2 separate regions of the Homo sapiens genome follow, and region 2 is linked to region 1. A link is a loop called in an ENCODE intact Hi-C map of the cell type or tissue named here. Cell type or tissue: gastrocnemius medialis. All regions are shown on one strand.

Region 1 (8,000 bases):
GCAATTATCCTTTGCCACCCACAGCAGACAAAATCTGAGAGTTGAAATTCCTTCTTATAAGAACCCAGGAGAGTTGTGAGTTTGAGTCTCCGGTGCTCTGTGATCAGTCCCCAGGGATGCCAAGGGAGCTCTCACATGCCTGTTGGGCATAGCTCTCCCTGGGAGGCATGGGAGGCATCTAGCTTCTCTCCATCCTGCCCAGGAAGGGAGGGCCCCACAGGAAACCCACATCTCACTCCCCCTGCCCTCTGCTTCCTGCTGTCTCTGCCCCTGCCCCATGTCAATGCTCCTGCCAAAGTCCATTTCTGTAACCTGACCTTGTCCCTGAGTCCATCTCCATCCCTCTCTGCCCTGTGGTGTTACAGAACACCCTCCTTGGTCCCCATCCCACTCCACCCCTCGGATTCCTTGTTAGTAAACATGACAAAATGTTCTCCAGCGTAGCAACAGGCAGGCATCCTCGGTGGCTGAGGGCCCCTGAGGACAGGGCAGGAGGGACTGGCTACAGCTCCCAGTTTCTAGCCAGGCCTGGGCAGATTCCACTAGTGAGCTGCTGATTTAATTCCAGACAACAAATGTTATCAAGGCCCACTCTGGGCCCAGCCCTGCACTAGGTCCAGGAGGGGCAGCTATGAAGCACACACAGCATGGCACAGCCCCTGGGTTGGGGTGCAGGCCTGAGAACCCATAATTACAATCTGTGGGTTACACAGATAAGATGCCTGGTGAATGGAGAAGGGCAGAGGGAGTGAGGGAAGGGAGCAGCTATGCTGACACTCAGAATTCCAAGAGCCACACCTTTCCCTAAGTCCTCCACCCTCAGGACCCCCCACACTAAATACATGAGTTGGCAAGCGATGCCCCAACAGCCGAATTAGGCCCACCACCCACTTTATGAGGAAGATGAGCTAAGAATTGTCTACATTTTTTAGGCCGGGCGCAGTGGCTCCCAGCCTAAAAACCCCGTCTCTACTAAAAATACAAAAATTAGCCAGGTGTGGTGGTGTGTGCCTGTAATCCCAACTACTCAGGAGGCTGAGGCAGGAGAATTGCTTGAACCTGGGAGGCAGAGGTTGCAGTGAGCTGAAATCATGTCACTGTGCTCCAGCCTGGGCAACAGAGCAAAACTCTGTCTCAAAAAAAAAAAAAAATTGTCTTTACATTTTTAATGGTTGAGAAAAAAATCTAAAGAAGAATATTTTGTGACACATGAAAATTACATGAATTCCAATTTTGCCACCCATAAATTAAGTTTTCTTGGAACATGACCACATTTATTCATTTACCCATTGTCCTTGGCTGCTTTTCCACTGCAATGGCAGAGTCGAGTAGTTGTGACAGACACCATATGATCCTACGAACCTCAGACATTTACTATCTAGCCCTTTACAGAATAGTTCGCCAACACTTGCTCTAGACCAAAGCCCAGAAAGGGAATTTAAGACCCATCTGGCTGACCACTCTCAACTTCTCTTCCCATCCCGCTCCATTTCTCCTTGCACTGCCCCCGCCACTGCCCTCCACTCTCCACCATCTCCTGTCCTCCCTCCTTCTTCCTCCCACAATTCCCTGGGACCAAGAAATGGGTGCTTATTTGCTTCCTTTATGTCAGATCCTCCCCCTTTCTACTCTAGCCTCATGAGAAAGCCTTAGGGACAGGCACAGGTACCTTCCCTAGGCCAGAGCTTCCCCGTGGAAGTGCTTCAGATGGGCCACAGGCATGCAGCACAATGGTGATGCCCTCGGTCCTCAGGTGAGAGGGCAGCCAAAGTGCACAGGCTGGGTACCTCTAAGGAGAACCTCACCTACAGCTCCTTGGAGGGCAGCCAAGAGTGGGCCCCATCAAACAGCAAGGACAGTGATCTCATCCCAAGCGGCGAGGACACGTCCTTTGGCAGCTTGCTGCATAGTGTGCCACTCCCACATGGACAGAGCCAGAAACCCACTGGAGGAGTGTGTGTCCCTTGCGTCGGGTGAGCACAGAGCACAGACCAAGAGGGATGGGGCCGGGGGCAAGGAGAGCAGGAGGGAGCTTCTGGCAGCCACAGTAGAAATGGCAGCCCTGAATCTGTCTTCACGCCTATGTACAGAAACCATAAAATTCATTGTCCAAAATAGTATACTTTCTTTTTTTAAATCGACTTTAATGAGGTATAATTTACATATAATGAAATGCATCTATTTTAACTATATAGTACTATGAGTTTCTGCAAATGTATACATGGGTGATCCACCAGTGTCACCACTACCATGATCAAGATACACAATGTTGTCATTACCCCCCAAATGCCCCATATGCCCCACTGCAGTCACTCACCCCCACCACTGCCTGAGACAACTACTCATCTGTCTTCCATCACTACAAATTAGTTTTGCCTATTCTAGAATTTCAAATAAATGGAATCATACAGCATGTACTTTTTTGTGTCTGGCTTCTTTCATTCTGGGCAATGTTTCGAGATTCATCCACACTGTGTATGAACACCAAACTGGCACGCTTCTTGTTTGTTTTTTAGCAAAGGGAAGTGCTCTGGATAGTCATGTCATGTCAGAAGAATGAATCAGAGCCCTTCAGGACAAATCAGGACAACAGTCACTCGATGTATATGGGCTGTTCCTGTCTTTCTCAGTAGATGAGCCTCTTTAGTCACCTCCACACTGCCTGCAGGATATCTGATGTAAAATTGCATGTGTATTCTGCAGATTAGGGCTTCACCATTACCTAAGTGCACTAGAATCCAAAAGGTTTGAAGGGTGCTAAATCCAATGCTCATCCCAAAAAATTTCAATACCACATTTGTTGTTTGAAAAAAGAAAATGCCGTTATAGTCTCTATATGATTTCAACTGGTATATATTTTTTAACAGGTGCAAAATTGTTTTTAACTTTTTATCACCAATCTGTACAAACAAATTTCCTGTTAATGATGATTATGGGTACAATGTACACTATTCAAGTGATAGTTACAGGAAAAGCCCAGACTTCACCACTTTGCAATATATCCATGTAACAAAATGGCACTTGTACCCACTAAATCTATAAACATTTAAAAATTAGAAACAAATGAAATTTGAAAAAAGAATGAAGAAACCCTTAAAAATCTTGATCAGAAATTCCATGTAGCCATTTCAAGCCTAAAACTACATAAAAAAGACATGTTAATTTGAAGCAAGCTCATGTTTAACAATAAAATATTTAAATGATTTTCTTTAGAATATTATATAAATTCAACATTTAATATTTTGTTTTGTATATTATTGTAATAATATAACATGAAGAAAATGTGAATTTTTTTCACTAGCTCCCATGTAGGCATTCCCAAATCCCCTTTAGCTGACCCCAGTGTGCCACACGCATATTCTCACTTTCTAAGCGTGTTGTGAACAGGGAAGCATTAGTCAGCACTGCCCCCACACTATGGGAGAAGCCAGTACCCTGGGCTAGGACGCATGTTTCTTGCTAAAGAGACCTCTCCTGCCCTCTAGTGATAATTTTTGTAGCTGGATCTCAGAGGGAAAACAGTGATGTAATGAGTAATTAAATATATCTGTTTTATATTTGCAAAATTGCCATCCCTGTCACATGCATTATAGCTATCTTGGGTCCTGACAGATAAAAACTTTCACAAGCATCCCTCTGTTGCTCCCTGGTGCCTGGGAGGTCGAGCCTGTGGCTTCTCTTCCATGATTCCACCTCTCCTCTCTGCCCTCATCTTCTCCACCCCTGTGGCACGGCAAAGTCTCCACCATCCCCAGCCAGTGACACCACCCTTGCCATCACCTAGGACCAGTGGCCACTGAACCCCCTTCCCACCCTTACCAGATGCAAGGACTGTAGTGGTGGAGAGGGGAGCATGGGCCTGGGAAGCAAACACCTAATTGTTCATTGTACAACAATTTGTTATCAACCGACAAACTCCAGGCATTCAGAAAATTTGGGATTCCCTTGGCACACAGAGGGAAAGGGGGGCAGCTGTACCATAAACGCTTCCCATACCCCTTGTCTCTGTAGAAACCCAGCCTTTTATCCCCAAGCAGCAGCACTTAGCAAGTGGTCACACAAGAGGGAAGGTAAAATCACCACCCATCAACTAAAGGATGAAGTATCTGTTTGAGTTATCAGTATACAGTCACAGAAGTGAAAGATACATGCATGAAAATTAGAACATATCAAAGTTGAGGATCACCTATGCAAACAACAAAAAAGTCGTTGAGAACAGCTGAATTTTCATCTGAAATGAGAACTATAGAATATTTACTATTGAGGTAATTTCTGTTCTATTGAGTAGAAATCCAGCAAACAACAATCTATTTTTTTTTTTTTTTTTTTTTTTTTGAGATGGAGTTTCACTCTTTTCACCCTGGCTAGAATGCAATGGTGAGATCTTGGCTCACTGCAACCTCCACCTTCCAGGTTCAAGCGATTCTCCTGCCTCAGCCTCCCAAGTAGCTGGGATTACAGGTGCCCACCACCATGCCCAATTAATTTTTGTATTTTTTGTAGAGACAAGGTTTCACCATTTTGGTCAGGCTGGTCTCGAACTCCTGACCTCAAGTGATCCACCCGCCTTGGCCTCCCAAAGTGCTGAGATTACAGGCATGAGCCACCAAGCCCGGCCACTAACTACAATTCTATATATAGTTGGCCCTCCATCTCCAAGAGTTCCATAGCCATGGATGCAACCAAGTGTGGATGGAAAATATTCGAAAAAAAAAGTGGCATCCATCCTAAACATATAAAGACTTTTATTCTCTTCATTACTGCCAAGAAATAGAGTATAACAACTATTTACATAGTATTTACATTTTATTAGGTATTATCAGTACAGTTAAGCATCCATTAACAATGGGGATATGGTCTGAGAGATGTGTCTTTAGGTGATTTGGTTGTGCAAACACCACAGAGTGTACTCACATAAACCTAGATTGTATAGCCTACCACATACCTAGGCTATATGGGATAGCCTGTCGCTCCTGGGCTACAAACCTCTACAGCATGTTCTATACTGAATATTGTAGGCAACTGTAACACAATAGTAAGGATTTGTGTATTTAAACATATGTAAACAAAGAAAAGATACAGTAAAAATACAGTATAAAAGACTAAAAAATGAACAAATGGAGCTTGCAGGACTGGAAGTTGCTCTGGGTGAGTCAGTGAGTGATCAGTAAGTGAATGTGAAGGCCTAGGACATCACTGCGCACTATCGTAGACTTCATAAATACTGTACAATGAGGCCACACTACATTTGTTTTAAACGTTTTTTCTTTCTTCAATAATAGATTAACCTTAACTTACTGTAACTTTTTTACTTTGTAAACTTGTTAATTTTTGCAAATTGTGACTCTTTTGTAATAACATTTAGCTTGAAACACATAGTATAGCTGTACAAAAATTCTTTATATCCTATTCTATGAGCTTTCATCTATTTTTTATAAACTTTTTTTTTACTCTTTAAAATTTTAAAACTTTAAACTTTTTTGTTAAAAACGAAGACACAAACACACACATTAGCCTAGGCCTGCACAGGGTCAGGATCATCCATATCACTGTCTTCCACCTCCACATCTTGTCCCACTGGAAGATCTTCAGGGGCAGTAACATGCATGGAGCTGTCATCTCCTATCCTAACAGTGTCCTCTTCTGGAATACCTCCTGGAGGACCTCCTGAGGCTATTTTACAGTTAACAATTTTTTATAAGTAGAAGGAGTACACTCTAATGATAAAAAGTATAGTATAATATAGTAAACACACAAACCAGTAACATAGTCATTTATTATCTTGTCAAGTATTATGCACTGCACATAATTGTATGTGCTATACTTTTGTGCAACTGGCAGTGCAGTAGGTTTGTTTACACCAGAAACAATGTGAATGGTTGTTTATCATCACAACATGTAAATGATGCATTGCACTATGATTTTATGAGGGCTACGATGTCACTAGGCAATAGTAATTTTTCAGCTCCATTTTAATCTCAGGGGACCCCATTGTATATGTAGCCCATCATCGACTTAATCATCATTGTGTGGCACATGACTGTAATTGAGAGATGATTAAAGTATACAGAGGATGTGCATAGGTTATATGCAAATACTGTGCCATTTTATACCAGGGACTTGAGCATCCTCAGATTTGGGTATCTGTGGGAGGTCCTGGAACCAATCCCCCACGGAAATCAAGGGACAATTGTACTACGTTCCAGTGTTCAGTTCCGTTTAATCTTCATTCTGCTCTGCTACATTTTCAACCTCTGCAGGCCAAAAGCCCTGAATTCTCTGCCTAGCCCTCTTTTGTCCAAGTAGAGACCCAGAAGTCCATTTGGGGAAGAGCTGTCAAAAGGTTAAGTCATATCCAGGAGTGGCAGCTTGTACGGCTATGATGGACATCAGAGGGACACAGGATTTCTCTCGCCTTTATTTCTAAGTAGACCCCTTTCAGAAGCACCCTCCACCCCAGATGGGTTTTCCAAGTCCCAGTCCTGATGTCTAACTAATCCCTTTTCCCTGGACTATGTGAGCTGACTGGGCTACAGAGCTAGGCAGTAACCAGCCAAATCTCCTCTTAGTCACAGATACATGTGGCACAACAAGGCAGGTGCCTCGGTGTCCAGGTGGACAGGTTCTGTTCATACCTCATTTGGAATCAAAGAGCAGCTGTCTTGGGCCCCCAGGCTGTTGGTCTCTAGATCAGTGGGGCCCCCATTAGATCCCACACAAGATGGCAGTCATCAACAATTGAGCTCCACCGAGTTCCTGTGGGACTGAGGTCTGATGATTTCTTGAGGGCTCTTCCCCTATCACATTGATCTTTCTGAAGACGAATTTTATCATCGGTTATGTGTCAGGTAGGACTCTTCTGGTTGCAAGTGATTTTTTAAAAATTCTAACTGGCTTAAGCAAAAAAGGGCACATGAAACTAAAAAAGACCAGGGACAGCCAGCTTCAGGCAAAGCTTTACACTAGGCTCAAAGAATGACATTGCCCAGTCTAGCTGTACCTCTGCTCTGCTCTGTCTCTGTTGGCTTCAATCTCAGACTTTACATCTATGGAAAAATGGCTACCAGCAATTCCAAGCTTCATCTTCCCACATACATGTCCAATGGGAAAAGAACAAGTCTCTTCCCCAATGCTCAGGATCAATTCCTGGAATTCACTCAGAAAGACCACTCTTGGGCCATGTACCCATCCCTGAACTAATCACCACAATCATAGTGATGGAACAGGATACATTCCCAACACATCCAAGCTGTGCTCTCCTCTAAAGTCTGGCCACCAAGGCAGCAGCAACCTCAAGTCCCAATTTCTGAGTCAAACCAACCTGCCCATGTCCACTTCCAGGTCTCAGCTTCTACAGAACCCTTTGTCCTCCCATCTTTTTTTTTCCCTGGGCTGTCCACCCAGAGGCTACCTCTCTGAGCCTGTTGGCCAGCTGGCCCTCCCTGGTTCTTGAAATAACCTACTCCTCGGTGCCCTCTCTTCCACCTCCAAGTTTAGGCCTGAACTCAGGAACTGGAAAATCGTCTTTCAAAACCCTGTCTGTTAGCACCAGGCAGCCAGAATTCCTAGAGAAAGACAGAGCTTCCCTGTGCTCAGATGCCCAGAGTGTGCCCCTGCCAGGGTGCCTGGCACAGGAGACCAGCTGGGGTTCCAGATGAGGCATGTGAAGAACTGGTAAGACAGAGGGCAGAACAAGAGCCATTCAGGAAACAAAACCTCTCATCCAGCTTCCTCCTAGATGGTACAGACTGTGAAGGGCCTTAGATACTGTGTCAAGGAGCTGAGACTTGACCCAACAGGAGGTGAAGAGTAGTCAAAAGGCTTGCTGGATGCGTGAATGGATGAATGAACACACAAACAAGTAACCTCAGCTCGGAGATGGAAAGTGACTTGCCCCATATCACATAGGAAGCAAGTGGCAGAAACAGGACCAAACTCCAGGCCTACCTGTGCCCATCCTAGGGCTCTAGTATCAGCCCAGGCTGCCTCCATCTCAACAG
Region 2 (8,000 bases), 200 kb before region 1:
AGTTCTGTGACGCTGGTAGGACCCCTCCCAGGCCTCCCCGCCCCAGCACAGGAAAGGGCCTGTGCATTATTTACATTGTGTGGACTTCAGATGGGGCCAGCTTTAGTTACCAGCAAGAGCAGCAGCCACAGCAGCATCGAGTGGACATGCAGATGCAGGGACTGCCTATAGCTGGAGAGCCCTGGCTGTGGGAACGCCACAGACGAGGAGCTGCTCAAAAGGATGCCTCTGTGTCGGCTGGGGCTTTCTTGCCACTCTGTGATTCTAGCCATCAGAAGTTCTTGCTGTGGAGAAGAACCCTGGTCACTCTCTCCTACCATTTATTCTCTGGCCCGCATGCACCTTTGTCACAGCCCTCAGAGACAGAGGAGGGTGAGGCTTTGCAGACCTGGGTGGATATCCCCAGAACAATTATAATGGCAACTTAGATGTGTATGAGTTATAAAGTCCTTATCACATGCATTTTCTTATTTCTCACAGCAAGGCTATGAGTTCAAGGTCACATTTCCCGAGAGCCCACTGAGTGTGGATGCCATATATTTATGCATACAAACACATACACATACATACATGAGTACATATAGTGCTTATAATACCTCTGCAAGGTAGGTGATATGATTCCCATTTTGCAGATGAGCACGCTGGGGCTTAGAGAGATTAAATAACTTGTCCAAAGTCACAGAGATAGTCATGGTGCCGTAAGAGTCAGTATCTCACAGGTGACAGAGCACAGGCAAGGGGACATTGCATCTTTTCCTTCTCACCAACACAGCTTACTCCACCCCTGGAAACACATGGTCTGCTGGTCATTCAGAGTCACCTTTGGGTCTATTGACTAGGTTGCACACAGTTCAATTGTGTGTTTTCTTTTTCACAGTGCCCCTCCACTCACTGAAAAGGAAGTTGAGGTAAGTGACTCAAGTGTGTTATGAAATTTAGTGCCCGTGCTTGACTGGGCTTATTCAAAACATTTCTTCCTCCAGACTCTAGCTCTGACATTTTTAGACAAAAATGAGAAAGAGTGACTGTGGGGTAATGTGAACATTCATGACCAGCCCTCTTGAACCATGAGATCCCCATTCCCACGTCCGTTCATGGAAGATTTTGACAAATTTGGGCAAAAGGGAGAAGGTAGTTGGAAATTTTACATTCCTGTAAGGATTGTTTATATTCTTTAAATGTACGACTTAGATACACAAAACCAGCTGGGAGGCTGCAGAATTGAATCAAATTTATTTCAAAATTACTGAAAAATGGTCAGATTTCAAGTTCTAAGCTTTAGTTTAGTGGGAAAGGGGGCTGGCCTCCTCAGGGTTTCAGCTACAAGAATGCCAGCTCAGCGGAGCCGGGAAGCTGTGCTGTCAGCAATCCAGCCTTCCGGTTTCCTCACTGGGGCCTCCTTGTCCCAGCGGGGTTGTGAGTGAGCTGAGGGGAATCTGCATTTCATTCTGTAGCGGACAAAGAGAACTTATCAGAGGTGAGACAATGAGAACTGCTGATGTGGACCAGATAAGCAGAGGAAGACAGACAGTATGAAGTATCTACCACAGGTAGTATCTATAACTTGCACACAGGCATTGCACTTGCAGTCTATAACACACGCATAGCCATCCTTTCAGCTGATCCTAACCAGCAGCTCTGAAAAGCAGGTGGAGCAGGAATCAGCACAAAGGAGAAAACTGAGTGAGTAAATAACCACACCAAGTTTCTAGATACTGTAGTTGGCAAAACCAAGACCTAGATCCAAGTGTTCTCACTGAATTCAGAACTCATTGTGTCACACTGCTGTTAAGGGGATAATCAAGGTATAGAAAATTAAGCATTGAGCATTATTCATAGACTTGACCAAGGCCGGGTAAGGCAGAAAATTTCTATCACTGGGCTATGAGCTCTAAGCCTACCCACTGACATTTGTGAAGATGGGCCATGGGCGGTTTGTTTAATGTCCAAATGCTGACCGCAGATGTATATGGACACAGCTCTCGGCATGGTGGAAATAAAACAGGCTTTCAAATCAGACAGTCTGAGGTTAAATCCTGGCTCCGTTACTCCGTGTCACCTTGAACAAGTTAATGACCGTTCTGGTCTTGGCCTCTTTACCCATAAACAGGTATAACAGTTCCCACCCCAGAGGGTTATTGTGAGATTACATGAATTTGTAGAATGAAAAGCAGTGCTGGCATATAGTAGATGCTCAATAAGGAGTAGTTTTCAATATTGCCTTCATCATCATCATTGGGTCAATTCTGTACCTTCAATTCTTCTGGAGATGACTGCCTTCCATGGGCCATGTTACATGAACTTCAGAAGCCCCTGTGGTTACTAACCCTGCAGGGTATAAATCTGCTACCACTCAGGGCAGATGATGGCTGTAAAATTGAAGACCATTGCTTCCTTCCTGAGTGAGGTCCATCTGTCTATTTCTTCTCCCTAGTAGTTTCCTACTGTTCTGGGAATTCCATGTATGACCAATATTATCTTTTCAAAGTCTGTTCATGCAGGCTGCAATTTTAGCATGAAACATTTATTTATTCCAGAAAGCTTAACCGAACAGAATCATACCTGGCCTTATTTAATCTCCTGGCAGCTACTTAAAGCTTCTATCAATACAGGATTTGGAATACTCGGGCTAGATGCTGATTGAAGTTTGCTTTACGTCAACAATGCTTAAATCTCACATGGAGTTTCTTTCAATACAGTATTTTCCTGCAAAATCTCCAAAACCCCTCATGCAATAAATCCCAGCATAAATCCAGATGCTTACACAATTAGCTGTACTGGCCTGAGTTTATCTAAACCCAGATACAGGATGTTATTTTCTTAAAATTCAGGAAAAAGCAAAGTGTTATTCTCTTCTTATTTTTTGGTAGAATACATTTGGACCTCCGGTTCTGGGAAGGGCCTAGCGTGGACCTTGGTCCCTGCTTTACCATCTTTTTTGTGGTTTCCTGTGAAGTGAGCGTTTCCCTTGCACATGGCTGCTTTGGTGCTTTGGCGGCTGTTCCAGGGGCCGTTGCAAAACGCTCGTGCAAGGAGCACAGCTGCAGCCTTGTCCTCTGCAGTAACTCCTCCCAGCACCTCTCTCACACCCTTGTTCCCAACAGAACGTGTTTGTGCAACTGTCCTTGGCCTTTAGAAATGACAGCTACACTCTGGAATCTAGAATTAACCAGGCTGAAAGGGAACGCAACCTGACAGAGGAGAACACTGAGAAAGAACTGGAAAACTTCAAAGCTTCCATTACGGTAATTGTGGAGCCTGATGTGAGGAATCCCTGGAGCAGAGACTGTCCCCAAGGGCCATACAGGGTGTCATGCTTCTCTCAGGTACCAAGTATAGTCTCCTGAAGTGAAAAATTGAGCCAAGACTCTGACAGTGTTCCTCAGAGAGTTGGGGGGAACTGAGGCAGAGATCCCAAAGGCCTGGTTCCCTCAGGGCTGTGGACAGGTCCTCCAAAGCCTTGGGAGCTTCTCAGAAGGGGGCAGGGTGGCCTGGGTGTGACTCCTACTTTCAGGCGCCAGGGATAGCGTGTTCACATTGGGCTTCTCCAAGCACCAGAAGAAACTGTGGCCCAGGCCCTGCAGAGGCCACTTCTCTCAGCCTGGATGGGGCCCAGAGCTGCTTTCATGAGAGCTGAGTCTAGGCTTGGTGTGTGTCTTAGTCAGTTTGAATTGCTGTAACAAAGGGCCTTAGACTGGGTGGCTTAAATGGCAAACATTTATTTCTCATAGTTCTGGAGGCTGGAAGGCCAAGATCAGGGCACCAGCATGGTCGGGTTCTGGTGAGGGCCATCTCTGGCTTGCAGACTACCACCTTTCCATTATATCTTACATGGTGGAAAGAGAACAGAACTCTCTGGGGTCCCTTTTATAAGAGCACTAATTCCATTCGTGGGGCTCCACTCTCCTCACCTAATCACCTCGCCCAGGCCCCACTTCACTATCACATTGAGGAGTTAGGATATGTCCCCCCAAAAGTCAGCAGATGACTTTGTGGGGGGCACAGACATTTAGCCCAGTGGTCCGCATCCCCTGGGCCAGGCCGCAAACCGGTACCAAACCATGGCCTGTTAGGAACCAGGCTGCACAGTAGGAGGTGAGCTGCCTGAGAGCATGACCTCCTGAGCTCCGCCGCCTGTCAGATCAGCAGCAGCATTCGATTCCCATAGGGTCACGAACCCTATTGTAAACTGTGCATGCGAAGGATCTAGGTTGTACCCTCCTTATAAGAATCTAATGATCAGAGGTGGAAGAGTTTCATCCCCAAACCATCGCCCCCACCAGGTTTGTGGAAAAATTGTCTTCCAAACCAGTCCCTGAGGCCGAAAAGGTTGGGGACTGCTGATTTAGTCCATAACATTATTTGAGGACCCCAGGTGATGCTCCTACTCCTGTTCAGTCCTCAGCTTCACTCTGGCACCACTGTGAGCACCGGGAAACCTACCAGAAGTTGCTGGAGGACATCGCTGTCCTGCACCGCCTGGCTGCCCGCCTCTCCAGCCGAGCTGAGGTGGTAGGCGCCGTCCGCCAGGTGAGTCTCTCCAGCCCCCGGTCTTGCCAACTCTGTTCCACCTACGTAAAGTAGAGCAATCACCCAAGCAGCGGCAACTACAGATACCACTTAGAGGTGGCTTCCTCTGGGCCAGGCATCCTATGCACATCATTGCAGTATTATTCAGAGTATTTTTGGCAGATCACTGAACCCTCAAGGTGCTTTGTGGAAAAAGGTTTCTGTGGACGCACAAGTTTGGGGACTACTGCATACTATCTTTCTTTCTTGGAAATTTCTAACACATTGGCCTAATCAAGGCTTTGGTAACTCCTGTGGTGGAGAAGGCTGGTTCACTTTACCTACATAGTTCCCAAACGTATTTAACTGAAGAATTCCCCCCACAGCTCTCCATTTTATTTTTCTCAAAAAATACCTGTTCAACTCCCATGGAGCTAGTATTTGACAAAACATACTTTAGGAAAACCTGCTTTGTCTCATTAAATCCACCCAGCAACCCTATAAATATCCTGTCTCCCAGATGAAGATGCAGAGTCTCAGAAAGTAAAAGCGTTAGTGGCGGAGCGGGGCACAGGCCCAGGTCTGGCTCTCTCTTGGCCACTTTGAAGTCCTGAAGCATACAGAGCCCCGCCCCGGCCCCCCATGTTGTAGCAGGAGCACATTGCCCGAGTTCTAATCCTGGCTCCAACCTTCATTCGCTGTGTGACCTTGGGCCCCTTACTGAGGTTTCTCTGCTTCAGTCTTTTCAAGTATAAAATGAGGATGGTCACAGTATCTGCCATAGAGGGTTGCTGCCGTACTTGTAAAGCATTTGGATGTTGTTATTATGTTGCTATGACATGAATCTATGTCCTGCTGCTCTGGTTACATGAGAGGAGGTTCCTGGGGTGGTGCAGCCCTGAGCAGTTCCTATTAAATAAAAGAAAGACCTGTCGCTGGGCCATCCCACCCTGTGTCCTTCAGGACAAGGACATCTGACTCAGCAGTGGTGCCCAGGAAGTCACTCCAGCTGGGAGCAGCAACACGGGAGGACTCTAGGGAAGTAGCTGGTCTCAGCCACGCATGACTGTGGGACCTGTTCCTGCGAAGCCACTGGGTGTGTCCCTCTGTGGCCAGGCAGGGCCTGAGCTAGATCCTCTGAGGGATCTAACTGGGGTATGAGCAGAGAGAAATTGTTCTCATTGTGTGCAGGCTTCCCAAACTTGTGCCTCAGCCCACCTGTCACTCACGCCATCTGCTCCCTTCTCCAAATGGCTCCCTCGTCTTGGCTGCTATGTCTCAGTCTTTGCCTTCCTCTCTGGCTCCACTGGGCCAGGTCAGGCTTCATCCTGTTTTTACCTGCTGCCCTCACTGCCACCAGTCTCACTCCCTTGAGTCCCATCTCTACCTATGACCTGATTATATTACTCTCTTACTTTAAGGGAGATATTCAATGGCTTCCCTTTTCCTTCAGAATAAGTTCAAATTCCTTTGTCTAGCATTCGAGGTCCTTCACAACCCAGACTTACAAATAGACCCAACTGCTTGCTGATCCCTACATAGGTAGGAGGACCTGCAGTGTCTGGGCTTTCTGGACAGCCCTGGTTTATTATGTCGATTGTCCCAGCATAATTTGTCGTCGTGCCTTTCTTCACTCTCCAGAGGACTCTTATTCAGAGGATAAAACCTCATCTACATATAAGCCCTGTGCTTCCCTGCCTCTAGACTCCTCTTGGAGTTCCCTGGCCTGAACGCTGTGTCCCTCCTGCCCTTGTCTATGGGCCCAGATGCTGCTCACATCCTACATCCACTGCATTCCCTCTCCATGAAGCCTCCCCTGACCCGTTCTCTGCAAGCAGAAACAACTCTCCTCTGCCTGTCATCTCCTGCAGTGTGGTGGCTGTGCTTTTCTCATTCTCCCTAAGCGCAGGTGCTGAGTCCACCTCTCAGCTCACATGGCAGACAGCAAACTCTTCAGAGGGCAGAGTCTTGTCCCTGTATCCTTTTGATTCTCCTAGCCCAGACCCTAGGTCAGAGCAAATAAGTGCCAACGGAGCCTTTCCTCCAATGGCCTCATGCACTCATGCGCTCCTTCCCCGCAGGAAAAGCGCATGTCGAAAGCAACGGAAGTGATGATGCAGTATGTGGAGAATCTAAAGAGGACGTATGAGAAGGACCATGCGGAGCTCATGGAGTTTAAAAAGCTTGCAAATCAGAATTCAAGCCGCAGCTGTGGCCCCTCTGGTAAGGACCTAGGCTCCTGCCCCATCTTGGCCCTACAAGGTGGACTTCCAAGAGCTCTTGGCTAGGATTAGAGCTGTCAGAACAGCCCCAGGACTTATTTCCAGTTGAGCAGCACTCCTGTCTAGTGCTGCCCACAGGGGCCTCCCAGCAGCTGCTTCAGTGGGCCTGGCAGGGCAGTCTGGAACCAGGAAACATGAGCCTTTCCAAAGTGACTTCCTAACTCCCAAAGCAATAAATCACAGTGGCTGACCATGGATACAAAGCCCATGGGCTACAAGAGCTCTTGGACTTACAGGGTCTGAGAGTGACCCTAGACCCTGTCAGTCCGTGTGCTTTGGGATCCCCTTTTAGGCAGCACATGCTAAGGAATTTGGGCTTTATTCTGGAAAGCATTAGGGATCCAGCCAATGATTTTAATCAAGAAAATGACTTGATCATATATGTAGTTTAAGAAGATTCCCTTTAACTGTGGTGTGGCAGTTACATTACTGGGACAAAGCAGGGATAGAAAACCCCATGAAGATGTTCTTGCAACAGTCCAGGTGAGGGGTGAAACCTGGGCAGTTAGGGTGGAGTGAGAGTCTGGCTGAAGGAGATGTTACGGAGAAAAACAGCAGACTCATGGGTAAGACAGAAGTTTCAAAGAAATACTCTTGTTTAGAAGTTCTATACGAATTGCTATAGGAGCACGGGGGAGGGCCCACCTGATTCTGCTTGAAGGGAGACAAAGAAGCCTTCAAAGAGGGATGGTATCTTGTTGGTGTTTTAAAGTAAAAATAGGAGTTCTCCAGTCAATAGAGGAAGACACATCCCAAGTGGAGAAACCAGCATGGACAAAGGTGTGGAGGTTGGGGGTGAAAACAAGATGAAACAAACAGTTTGTCATAGTGGCAGTGTCAGGGTGTGGAAGTGAGACTTGGTTGACCAGGGCCACACGCCAGGCCATGCTAGCAATTTGAGCCTCTAGGCAACGGGGAGTCATTGGTAAGTTTATACCACATGAGGTAATCAGCCTTTATTTTTAGATTATTCTGACTTCAGTGGACAATATATTGGAGGTGTGCAAAAGCTGAGGTAAAGAGAGACACAGTAGGAGGCTCTTTCTCAGTCCAGCAGGAAGAGGTTGGTGCCTTGGACCAGATCTCTCCATGGGCACTGTCAGGGTTTGAACTCTGGCTGATGAGGGTGGCTAGCAGGAGAAAACAGACCTTTTAGCAACAGGAATCCCTGTGGAATGCAAACATCCGTGTTACCAAGAGCTGCAGAAG

The links. A loop is a pair of places that touch in the nucleus more often than their neighbours do. Peaks named below come from ENCODE experiments on the same cell type or tissue, not always from the same donor. Only the 100,000 strongest peaks of a DNase experiment are listed, where the experiment ranks them.
Region 2: it touches region 1 in a loop (2.4-fold over the local background); 3 of 110 quality-filtered maps call a loop at or near these places.

What each region holds. Positions count from the first base shown.
Region 1 is chr11:10,401,792-10,409,791 of GRCh38, reverse strand. The region is part of intron 2 of CAND1.11 (a long non-coding RNA gene); the gene reads right to left. Among named protein-coding and RNA genes, the nearest start is that of AMPD3, 49 kb to the left of the region's middle. RefSeq lists enhancers at 1-474, 475-975. In gastrocnemius medialis, a CTCF peak has its summit at 3,472 (motif pointing left); DNase peaks (open chromatin) are centred at 431, 1,857, 3,411 and 3,761; H3K27ac peaks cover 4,400 bases.
Region 2 is chr11:10,599,650-10,607,649 of GRCh38, reverse strand. It overlaps IRAG1 (inositol 1,4,5-triphosphate receptor associated 1), which reads left to right. Exons shown (of 21, transcript NM_130385.4): 12 at 878-908; 13 at 3,105-3,245; 14 at 4,399-4,530; 15 at 6,591-6,732. IRAG1-AS1 (IRAG1 antisense RNA 1) reads right to left here. Exons shown (of 4, transcript NR_046375.1): 4 at 7,718-7,959. Among named protein-coding and RNA genes, the nearest start is that of LYVE1, 35 kb to the right of the region's middle. RefSeq lists enhancers at 1,214-1,508, 1,234-1,528. In gastrocnemius medialis, no CTCF peak of the experiment used is centred here; DNase peaks (open chromatin) are centred at 3,059, 5,549, 6,899, 7,659 and 1 weaker place; H3K27ac peaks cover 6,441 bases.